Regions from separate parts of the Homo sapiens genome. Here region 1 is linked to region 2. A link is an interaction called in ENCODE POLR2A ChIA-PET data of the cell type or tissue named here. Cell type or tissue: MCF 10A. All regions are shown on one strand. Each heading gives the region's core, and the rest is flanking DNA. Links, peaks and the distances in the headings are about the cores only.

Evidence for each region. ChIA-PET counts read pairs that join two places held together with the same protein. Peaks named below come from ENCODE experiments on the same cell type or tissue, not always from the same donor. Only the 100,000 strongest peaks of a DNase experiment are listed, where the experiment ranks them.
Region 1: POLR2A ChIA-PET joins it to region 2 with 5 read pairs; 12 of 35 experiments call an interaction of 5 or more read pairs at or near these places.

Annotation. Positions count from the first base shown.
Region 1 is chr7:43,691,652-43,697,676 of GRCh38, reverse strand. The region is part of intron 1 of COA1 (cytochrome c oxidase assembly factor 1); the gene reads left to right. Among named protein-coding and RNA genes, the nearest start is that of COA1, 35 kb to the left of the region's middle. In MCF 10A, for the core only: no CTCF peak of the experiment used is centred there; a DNase peak (open chromatin) is centred at 3,106.
Region 2 is chr7:43,598,269-43,604,293 of GRCh38, reverse strand. All of the region lies in intron 2 of STK17A (serine/threonine kinase 17a), which reads right to left. Among named protein-coding and RNA genes, the nearest start is that of STK17A, 18 kb to the right of the region's middle. In MCF 10A, for the core only: no CTCF peak of the experiment used is centred there; no DNase peak of the experiment used is centred there.

The DNA of each region.
Region 1 (6,025 bases), core at 1,149-5,148, 93 kb before region 2:
AGCCCTGACAGCTTTACCATTCATTTCAATTAGAAGAAGCTGGCAATTGTCATTTATGAAGTTTGGAAAGAAATTTTAATCAAATAAGTTTCCAGCTGGGTGCGGTGGCTCATACCTTAATCCAGCACTTTGGGAAGCCGAGGCAGGCGGATCACTTGAGGTCAGGAGTTTGAGACCAGCCTGGCCAACATGATGAAACCCTGTCTAATACAAAAATTAGCTGGGAATGGTGACACATGCCCCTGTAGTCCCAGCTACTCGGGAGGCTGAGACAGGAGAATCACTTGAACCAGGGAGGCAGAGGTTGCAGTGAGTCGAGATCATGCCACTGCACTCCAGCCTGGGCCACACAGTGAGATTCTGTCTCAAAAATAAATAAGTTTCCATGTGATATAATATGCTTAATTAAAATTATGAATATGTTAAGCATACAGAAGAATTTAGAGAATAACATAACAAATACCCATGTACCTATCATTTACTGATATCAGATTCTTATATTTTTACATATTTGCCAGGCTTTTCTTTTTTTTATTTGTTTTTTGTTTTTTGTTTTTTGAGATGGAGTCTCTGTCGCCAGGCTGGAGTGCAGTGGCATGATCTCGATTCACTGCAGCCTCTGTCTCCTGGGTTCAAGCGATTCTCCTGCCTCAGCCTCCCGAGTAGCTGGGACTACAGGCGTGTGTCACCATGCCGAGTTAATTTTTTGTATTTTTAGTAGATATGGGGTTTCACCATTTTGGCCAGGATGGTCTTGATCTCTTGACCTTGTGATCCGCCTGCCTTGGCTTCCCAAAGTGCTGGGATTACAGGTATGAGCCACTGTGCCCAGCCAGGCTTTTCTTTTTTGTAAAGAAAGAAAACAAAATGGATACAGTTGAAGCACCCTGTGTAATCTTCCCTGATTCTCTTTTTCTGTCTTCCTTCCTGCTCAGAAATAACCACTGTCTATATATATACATATATATACACACACATATGTATATATCAACATTTTTATTTTTATTTTATTATATATGGATGTAGCCTACACACACACCATCATACCTTACATATCATTCTGCAGTTTGCTTTTTATTAGTTCAGCCTTGTGATTTTGAACTACAGTCATGTTGATATTTGTAGTTTGGTCATTCATTTTAGGTGCTGTGTAGTATTCCATTGTATGCTTCTATTATAGTTTATACATTTCCTGATGATAGTCAAGTTTCTGGTTAATTTGCTTTTATAGACAATGGCAGTGAATATCTGATATGGTTTGGTTCTGTGTCCCTACCCAAATCTCACCTTGAATTATAATATTCCGCATATGTCAATGGCGGGGCCAGGTGGAGATAATTGAATCATTGGGGGCGGTTCCCCCCATACTGTTCTCGTGATAGTGTGAATTCTCACAAGATCTGATGGTTTTATAAGCATCTGGCATTTCCCCTGCTGGTTCATTTTCTCTTTGCCTCTTTACCGTTCATTTCAATTAGAAGAAACTGGCGATTGTTATTTATGAAGTTTGGAAAGAAATTTTAATCAAGTAAGTTTCTGGCCGGGTGCGGTGGCTCATACCTTAATCCCAGCACTCTGGGAAGCCAAGGCAGGCTTCCATGTGAGATGTGACTTGCTCTTCCTTGTCTTCCGCCGTGATTGTGAGGCCTCCCCAGTCCTGTGGAACTGTATGTCGATTAAACCTCTTTCTTTTGTAAATTTGCCCATTCCTCGGGTATGTCTTTATCAGCAGTGTGAAAATGGACTAATACAATATTCTTGCACAAGTTTCCTTTCGTATTTGTAAGGGAGTTGCTGTAGGCCCTGGGGTCTAGGATATATATGCAGAACTGCAATTGCTAGGCTGAAGGGTATATGCATTTTCAGTTTTACTAGTATTGCCAAATTGTTCTGTAAAGTATTTGGATTAATTTACATTCCCAGCAGTGGTATATAAAACTGTGTTCCAGATGTTGGTCACTCTTGGTTTTACCAGACTTAAATTTTTGGCATATGATTGGTATGTAATGACTTTTCATATTTCTCTAATTTGTATTTGCCGTAGTATTAATGAGTGTAAGCACTATTCATTCATTCATTCAACACATGAATTGAGGACTGCTCAGTGACAGGCCAAGTCCCATTTGCATACATTCTAGTGAAGGGAAATGGAAAATGAGTAGATGTGAAAATGCATAGTATCTTAGATGGTAATAAATGCTGTGGATAGAGAGAGAGAGAAGAGAGCATGTGCCATGTGGATAACTGGAGGAAGAAGATTCCTGGCAGAGAGAATACCAAATAAGACCCTCATGTCTGACATGCTCATAGAACTGCAAGGAGATCAGTGTGACTGGATTAGAGGGAGTAAGGAGGTAAAAAGAAGGAGATGAGGGGAGACAATAGAGAGGCCATAGTAAAGACTTCGTCTTTTACCTTGAATGTGATTCCATCTGAAATTTGAGGGTTTTGAGCAGAGGAAACAGTCTTATTTAGGCTTTAAAAGGATCACACTAGTTGCTCTGTTGAGAGGGGACTGTAAGGGAGGAAGCAGGAGGTTTGTCAGGACGCTGCTGTTATGATCCAGGGAAGAGATGATGGTAACTTAGTCTAAGAGTGTGGACAATGAAGGTGGCGAAAAGTGGTCAGTCTAGATCTAGATATATTTTGAAAGTAGAATCAACAAAATAAGCTGGGAAGTGTGAGAGAAAAAGTACAAAGTTTTTGGCCTGGCAGATAGAAGGCTGGAGTTGCCATTCATTGAAAGGGATCTGTGGCAGAAGCAGGTTTGAGGAAGAGGGAGAAGCCTGGAGTTTAATCTTGAACAACCAAGTTCCAGGTGCCTGCTCAGCATTCAGGTTGAGATGTGGACTACGCAGGTGATAACATGAGCCTGGAATACAAAGAGGCCTCAGAGGAATAAATGTCAGTATAGAGGAGTGGCTTAAAGCCATGAGATGGGATGAATGAGTGAGTGTAGAGAGAGAAGAGAAAGTCCAGAGTGAGCCCTGGGCTATTCCAGTGTTTAGAGTTGGGAGGATAAGGCTTACCAATAACAGAGATGGAAAAGAATTGCTCAATAAGGAGGAGAACCAAGAGTGAGTGGTGTGTCTTGGAAACCTAGTATAGATGCTGTTTCAAAGAAAGGACTGCTCAGCTGTATGGAATGCTCTAATAGATTGAGTAAAATGAGCGCTGAGAATTGACCTTTGGTTTTAACAATACGGAGGACATTAAAGACTTTCACAGGAGTTGTTTTGGTGGAGTGGTGAGGAGCTAAAAGTTAAGTTGGTGTGTTTTCAAGAGAAAATGGGAAAACAGGAATTGGAGATGGCAAAAATAGACATTATTTTTGAAGAGTTTCTTTCCAAAGAGGAGTAGAGAAATGGGACCATTGCTGAAGGAAGATATGGGATTAAGAGTGCTTTTTTTTTTTTTTAAAGATGGGAGCTATTATAGTGTTTTTGATGCTGATGTGACTAATATAGAGAGGGGGAAATTGATGATTCATGAGATGGGAGAATTGCTGGAATGTGGCTGAGGAGATGAAAGGAACTGGGATCTAGTGTGCAGTGGCGGGGTTGGTCTTAGGAGCACAGAGCATGCATCCATAGAGGCAAAGGGAAAGAGTACTTTGGCAGGTGAACTGGTAGATCCTTGTTGCTGTGGTTTTCTTAGTGAATTAGGAAGCAAGATCATCTGCTGAGCCTGAGGAAAGCAGAGGAGCTGTAGAGGTAAGAAGAGGAAAAGTTGTGACCTAGTCAACCAGGAGACTAAAATGGTGTGTGATTACAAGGCTGTACCAAGGTCCACTTGGAGTCAGCTGTCATAAGTGTATAGCAAGGTCAGTCAGTAGAGTTATGTTTATTTTTTTCCTCCAGCCAAATTCACTTGTTCGGATTAGGTAGAGAGTAGGATTTATCCAGGATTGGGGTTCCTGGTGATAATGATAGGGTAAGATGAGGTACGATAGTTGAGGGTATATTCGAAGGAGGGAAACTTTGAGTCTTAACGGTGGATCTAGACTCTAAGCTGGGTGAAGGATGGTGAAAAGATGGTAGGATCAGTGGATTATGGAACTTTAAAAATTATGGACTTTAAAAATGTTGGAGTGATGATATTTGAGGAGGGGAATTGAAAAGATAAGGGATGGCAGGAGAGTGGGATGCTAGAAATTGAGATTGTGGAGGGTGTCAGCTATTGGTAATGACAAGTTCTGGGGTATGATTGTGGGAATGAACCGCCGAGGTCAAGTGGAGTACTGGATTATGGGAGGAGAGGATGAGGTCAAGGATGATCTCTACAGATATTAAAATCAGTATGCATTTGACAAGAACAATGTTGGAGAGAGTGTCATAGCCAGGAGCTAAAATCTTTAAGGATTAAGGTTGGGGGTATCCTAATCCTGCCACAAGGTGGATTAGGGATGGGTGCAGTGATGATATAAGACTTGAAGCTGGGATCTTAGGGAGGTAGATGAGATAGTGATTTGGAAATGGCAGTGAGAAACGAGAACACCTGCCCTGTCTCCAGGCCTGCTGGGAAGAGGGATGTAAGAGAGAAGACAGCTGTGGCTGAATAAGGCTGCAGTGGAGAGCCAGGTTTCAGTTGGAAGTGGCTCTCAGCCCTGGTTGTACATTAAAATTGCAGGGGAGGGCTTGTAAACGTACCATTTCCCAGTCCTAGCCCCTGGACATTCTGACTCAGTCTGAGGTGGAGCTTGGACATAGATAATTTATTTTTAAAAAACTCCCAGGTGATTATAATATGCCATTACATTTAAGTCAGGGTTGTATCCCAAGCAGGAACCTTCAGAAAAGAGGTTGAGTAGTTGGGAATGATGGACATGCATTTCTGAGGATATAGGGAAAGGGGTTTGGGAGGGGTGGGGCATCTTTACAAAGTTTATTGGTCCTTTGGATCTTTGGATTTCCTATCTTGTGAATTGCCTAGTCATACTCATGACTCTTTTTTCTGTTGGTAAATGTTTGATTTGTTGTTTATTTTGGTTTGAGCTTTTTATTGAAGTATTACATGAATACTGAAAAATACACATCTGTACATCATGAAATGAGAACATTTCTAATAGCCAGAAGTTGCACTTGTGCCCCTTTCTGTCCACTGTCCTTTCTGCTGGGGAAGGTGGTTTTTTTTTTGTTGTTGTTGTTGTTTTGTTTTTTAAGACAGGGTCTTGCTGTGTTGCCTAGGCTGTAGTGCAGTGACGAGATCATGGCTTGCTGTAGCCTTGACCTCCTGGGCTCAATCGATCTTCCCAGCTCAGCCTCCCAAGTAGCTGAGACCACAGGCGCTGCCATCGTGCCCGGCTAAGATTTGTATTTTTTGTAGATACATGGCTTCACCATGTTGCGTAGGCTGGTCTTGAACTCCTGGTCTTAAGTGATCTGCCTGCCTCGGCCTCTTAGAGTGTTGGGATTACAGGCATGAGCCACTGCGCCTGGCCCAGGAAAGTTTGATTTTTAAAAGGAACTTTTATTAACTTGGTGATTATAAATTTCTCTCAGGATCAAATGTGGGACAGAGGCTAGCAGGCCCATCACAGAGGATCAGATGGTTGGATAATTCCCAGGCTGTGAGATATGGGGGTTATCTCTCTCTGGGTCTTTGTGTGAACCATACTAAGCTGGGGGCCACAGCTGAGGGGAGCTTGAACCAAGTTACAGGGTAACTTCCAGGTCCACTGCTGAGACTGATGTTGGTATGCAGATGAGCCTTTGCTGAGGCACAAGTGGGTGCGATTCCTCCTGGACACCTGGGCAGATGATTTTGGTTGCAGGCTCTGGGCCAAACGGCTGTAGCCAAACCCTTTGGGAATGGGGCTGTTTCTGAGTTTGAACCCGGGAGCACAGTCAGCAGGTCTGCTACCTGAGTGCTGACCTACACTTTCAGAATAGCCTTCCTAGGTCTTGGGCTCTACCTTGGTTTCATAACTGCCTACCTGAATCCTGAGGTTCTCACAGAGAGACTTTTTTCTGTGGATGGATGCAGAATTCTTGTCAGAGGATAGAGCAGGTGTCCTCTTATTCTG
Region 2 (6,025 bases), core at 1,180-5,179:
CAGAAGCTTTGGAATCTCACACTCCTGGACTAAATTCTGGCTCTGCTATTTGTAATACAGCACAACCTAAGGTTGATTTTTTTTTCTTATATATAAAATTGTGTTCTAAAATTTATAAACAGTGTAAATAAAGCATATAAGTAATATATATAAAGCTGGAAGACTTAGCATAGTGCCTGGCACATAGTGAATGCTTAATACATTTTGACTATTATACTCTAGTTCACACAACAACTAGTAAGAACTCCTAGTAAATCATCAACATTGCTGCAATCATTTATAGGCCAAATATCCCTTCTCTTAAATGTTTGGGACCAGAAGCATTTGGGATTTCATATTTTGAAATATTAGCATATACATAATGAGCTATATTGGGGGAGGGGACCCAAATCTAAACACAAAATACATTTATATTTCATATGCAACTTACATACATAGCCTGAAGATAATTTTATACAATGTTTTAAATAATTTTGTGCATGAAACAAAGTTTGTGTACACTGAACCATCAGAAAGTGAAGGTGTCACTCTCCGCCACCACGTGGAATCACAGCAAGTTTACACTTACACATACCTGCTGCATTAGCACAGCCCCCAGCATAGTTATTCTATCCTTAGCATCCTTAATTCCTATAAAGGTGATCTTATCAGCTGTGGTCAGCATCTTTCTGGGATAATATATAAGGTCAGATGTGGAATTTTCTACTGTGGCATCAGGTTAGCGCTCAAAGTTTCAAACTTTGGGACATTTCATTTCCAGGTTAAGAATGTTCAACCTCCATATCTATTTCCTTTGCTAGACTTTTAGCACCTGGAGATAAGGGGCTATGTTTTTTCACTTTTTATATGATCAGTACCTATTAGTATCTAGTGCACATAGCAGGTGCTTCAGGAATGATTAATTGATGCAGTGATCATAACTTGCCTGTTTCCATAACAACAATCTATTGATGCGGCTGAGAATTTTGGTATCTCAGTATCCAGAGTATATCTCTAAGACTTCCTCTTCAAACTAAAAGTAGAACATAAAAATTTTTGGCCAATTCATACTGATTTTGGTCTAAAAAAAACCTGATCATCAAAGAAACAGAAGCCACCAAACGTTTCTAAGCAAGAGAATAATATCACCAAATCTGTATTTTTATTATTTATCTAACAGTAGCAGGAGGGATTTCCCAGGATTGAAACCAGGGTGACCAGCTGAGAAGCTACTGGAGAGGTTTAAGCGGAAGACTTGGTAATTCATTATACTGTATAGGAGTGTTAAAGAGGAAAAAGGAATTAAGGATAACTTCGAGGTTTCTAGCTTGAGCAATGAAACAGATGGGGATACTAAACAAAAGAAAAACAGGCCTTAATAGGGCAATGCAGGAGTACTGATATTGACTGCTATTGACTGCACTGATACTGATATATTGACCAATAATGATCTGCAGTTGGACACAGGAATACGCAACAGGCAGCTGGAGCTTAAGAAAGGGGCAGAGGTTGGAAACAAAAATTTGGAAATAATCTGCATGTAAATGATAGCTGAAGCCACAAAAATAGATTGTTATCCAGGGTAAATGTATAAAACATAAATGTATGACATAAGTAACGCTGATGGAACTGGGGGGAACACTTACATTTATATAGTAGAAAAGGATAAACGGCTCTGAGAGGAGGAGGAGATTTTAAAAAAATAGGGCTGTGAAAGCCAAGGAAGAACATGATTTCAAGAAAGAAGGGATAATATCAAGTGTTCAAAGAGAGCAAGAACTGGCATGAATACTAAAATGAGGAGACTAATTTTGGCACACAGGACTGGTGACCTCATCAAAGTATTAGAAGAGCAGATGGCATTAGATTAAAAAGTGAATGGGGTATTGGCCCATGAACAGATGAGTGAATCAATGAAGTAGAACAAAACTGGAAGGTGAGGAATGCTATAAATCCAGACTATTCTTTTAACAAGTATAGCAGTAAGGAAAAGAGAAAGGCAAGACATAAGAGTCAAAGCTGAGGAAGGAATTTTAGCATAGAAGAGACTGAAATATTAGAAAACAAAGGGAAAAGAACCACCACGGGAGGAGGGACTGAAACTCTAGAAGAGGTTACATAACTTAGGAAAAAACAAAACACAGGTCCTAGAAAAGAAAGGATGAGAATTAAAGAACTTAAATAAGGGTTTCAGTCTTGGAAATAATTAGCTGAATCTCTTCCATTGAACAGCAGGGAAGGGCATGAGAGCAACAAAGACAGATATTAGAGGAAGAGAGGAGGGATGCTTGGGGAGTGTGTGTCTGATGGCCTTGATTTCTCCATATGGGGGAGAAAAGGCTAGGTATCTCATGAATGGTAGGAAGTAGGTGACACAGTAAAGATATTGATTAGCTCAGGGGGTGGGGGTGTTAAAAGGACATAAGAGATTAGGTACAGACTTGCCAAGCTATACCATGAGCCTAGCTGAAGATGGAACTCTTACACTTGTACTAAGTAGATGAAAAACGATCCAAGTCCTTCCAAGAATGTGTGGCAGCACAGGAGGAGGGACACACAGCATGCATTCTGGGTTTCAAATGGGCAAATGAGTTGCAGAGGATGACCAAGAGGAAGAGGGAAATAATGTGAGGTGCTGGTAAGAGAGGAATTGAATTAACTACTAAAGAGGAGAAGGAAAGAAAAGGGAAGAAAAAAGTCAGAAGCCGGGTGAAGACTGGAAGAACTGAAATGGGTCCCAGGATGAAAGGCTGAAGAGCAGGTTTTGCAAGAATGAGGAGATTTTGGAGACAGAAATTTCAGGTGGTCTTTTCTGGATCAATTTCCAATTCTACCTTAATCCTATCTGTAATAAACAGAAAAAAACAAATCCTTGGTAAGCAGCGGGCTCCCATATGAGATTCCTAAACTTATTTTTTAAAAAAACTTTTAACCGTTCTGCCATTTTTGGATATTCCTACTATCATAAATTAGAAATGCACTGTGACAAATACTTTTGTGCTTCTCATGTTCGTATTATTTCTTTAGAAGGGATTCCTACAAGTGAAATTATTGAATTAAAATATAAGAACACCATGTTTTTGAATTACATTCTCAAGAGTAACATGCTTAATATTTTAGCCATCCAGACTTCACCCGCTATAAACTTTTAAATAAAAACAACATAATGCCATACACATTATTTTGTAACATGCTTTTTTAAACTTAATATTTTAAATCTTTGACAATATATTTATAGTTACCTTAGCTTTTTAATGACTGCCCAGTAATCCACTTTGTGACATCACTTATTTAACCAACCTTTTTTCTAACAAACATTTAGATTATTTCTACCTTTTTGCTACATGGAGAATGCCATAAGGAACATTTTGGTAACATATCTTTGCAAAACTGCCTAATATTTCCTTGTGAAAAAAATTAATAAAAGTAAAATTAGGCCATGCATGGTGGCTCATGCTTATAAGCCCAGCATTTTGGGAGGCTGAGGCAGGAGGATTGCTTGAGGCCAGGAGTTTGAGACAAGCCTGGTCAACATAGTGAGACCCCATTATGTACCATCAAAAAATTTTTTCTAAAAGTAAAAGTGCTGGGTTAAAATGTATTTTTTTAAGGCTTTTGATACATACTTCAGACTGTCCTCCAGAAAAGTTATACTAAAATGGCTCAATCAATGAATATCGCTTTTGTTTATAATCACTGCCAGTTTGATAGGTGGAAATTCACAACTTATTTTAAAATTTACATTATAAAAATAAAAATATTTTCATCTGTATATAGGCAATTTACATTCATGTATGTCTGTGAAAATTTCTCTTCATATCACTTGTTCATTTTTTTTAAACCAGAGCTGATCATAATACTGAAAGACACAATCACAGATGCCATGATCCAGAATGTAAAAATCCCAAAAGATCAAAATCCCAAAAGATAAAAAATCCTTAAAGTCTAAAATCCCCAAATCACAATCTTGAACAATTAAAATCTCGACTGTTGAAATCCTGAAAACTGAATTCTAGGGAGGGGATTTCCACTGTGTTTTCAGTTGTATGCAGGCTAGGTGCATCATGGTAGGTGCATCTGTTACTGTCTTTATTTGGAAATTAAGTACAGTTTAAAGGAGATGCATTATGGGTGCCAAACTGACAAGGGGTGGATTTATGGTCTTAATTTCAGTTGTTGGCTTGACTGGATTAAAGAATACCTAGAAATTTGGGAAAGTATTATTTTGGGCGTGTCCGTGAGGGTGTTTCCAGAGATTAGTGTGGGAGTCCGAGTGGACTAGGTAGGAAAGAGATGCCTTCAGTGTTGGCAGGCACCATGTAATTGGAGAGAAGAAATATAGAAGGCAAGCTGGTCTCTCTCTCAGAGCTGGGACCAATTTTTCTCTTGCTGCTGTGGACATCAGAACTCCAGCCTTTAAATGCCAGGACTTACACCTGACCACCCCTGCTCCCTACACTCCCACTCCCTGGGGTTCTGAGGCTTTTGGCCTGGATTTAAAGTTAATGATTGGTTTCCCTGGTTCTGAGGCCTTTGCACTTGGACTGAGCCATGTTACCAGCATCCCAGGGTGTCCAGCTTGCAGGCCTATTGTGGAACTTCTCAGTCACCATAAGCACATAAGCCAGTTTCCTAATAAGTCCTTTCTCATATTTATACACATATCCTATTGGTTCTGTCTCTCTGGAGAAGCCTGACTAATAAAGATTTGGTACTGGGGAGGCCCAATATGATTCCTTCTCACTGTATTCCTTACAATACAATGGAAGAGACCTATGAAATTGTTCCTTCAAAAAAGGATGTGATTAAGTTAAGCATACAAGGCTACCTAATGGTTTAAAAGCTAATTATTATTGGTGCTTTGAAAGCAGAAAATAATTGAATTGCAATGGCTGAGCAATAACCAGGCTTTCAGGTGGACAACATATACTTACAAAATTTGTAGATCACAACCACTGTCCAAATACAAGTGCAGCAGGTGTTTCAAAGGTTATAGAAGTGAAAATGCAGGTGAAAAATCTAAGAACTCTTTCCTGCCAAATTATTCAATCATGTACAACTTCTGCCCCTTCACATATTGCACCAATTCACTATGCTATGCATTTCATCTTCGCATTATTTTCAATACTGGAAGTATGAATTGGGTGAAAATTTGAGGAGAGTTCTAATTCATTTTATGAATATTTTGCAAATTTGACTCCATCAAAATATATTATCACAATGTTGATTTTGTGTATGTAAAAACATTGAGGCCAGGCCTGGTGGCTGATGCCTGTAATCCCAGCACTTTGGGAGGCCAAGGCAGGTGGATCACCTGAGGTCAAGAGTTCGAAACCAGCCTGGCCAACATGGTGACACCCTGTCTCTACTAAAATTACAAAAAAATTAGCCAGGCGTGGTGGTGTGCACCTGTAATCCCAGCTACTGAGGAGGCTGACACAGGAGAATTGCTTGAACTGGGAGGCAGAGGTTGCGGTGAGCCGAGATCATGCCACTGCACTCCAGCCTGGGTCACAGAGGAAGACTCCGTCTCAAAAAAAAAAAACCAAAAACCAAAAAAGAACAACAAAAACATTTAAACTTTCTTAATAAATGAAGAGATGTCCTTTTTGTACATCTGCATTTGTGAAAAAAAATTTCTTGAGCTCTTGGCTCTTTGGGCAACTGCATATATGGTGATGACTCACTGAGGTTTTCGATCAATTTTGTCAAAAGACTTAGGTTGTTTGTCGTAGTATTTCAGAGGACCACAGTTATCAATGGAGGTGTACAGAATTATCAACTATGGGGATATACATTTATATATTTCACTTTTTGACCTATTTCCTTTTTTTTTTTTTTTTTTGAGACGGAGTCTTGCTGTGTCACCCAGGCTGGAGTGCAGTGGCACGATCTGTGCTCACTGCAAGCTCCACCTCCCAGGTTCACGCCATTCTCCTGCGTCAGCCTCCTGAGTAGCTGGGACTATAGGCGCCTGCTACCATGTCCAGCTAATTTTTTGTATATTTAGTAGAGACGAGGTTTCACTGTATTAGCCAGGATAGTC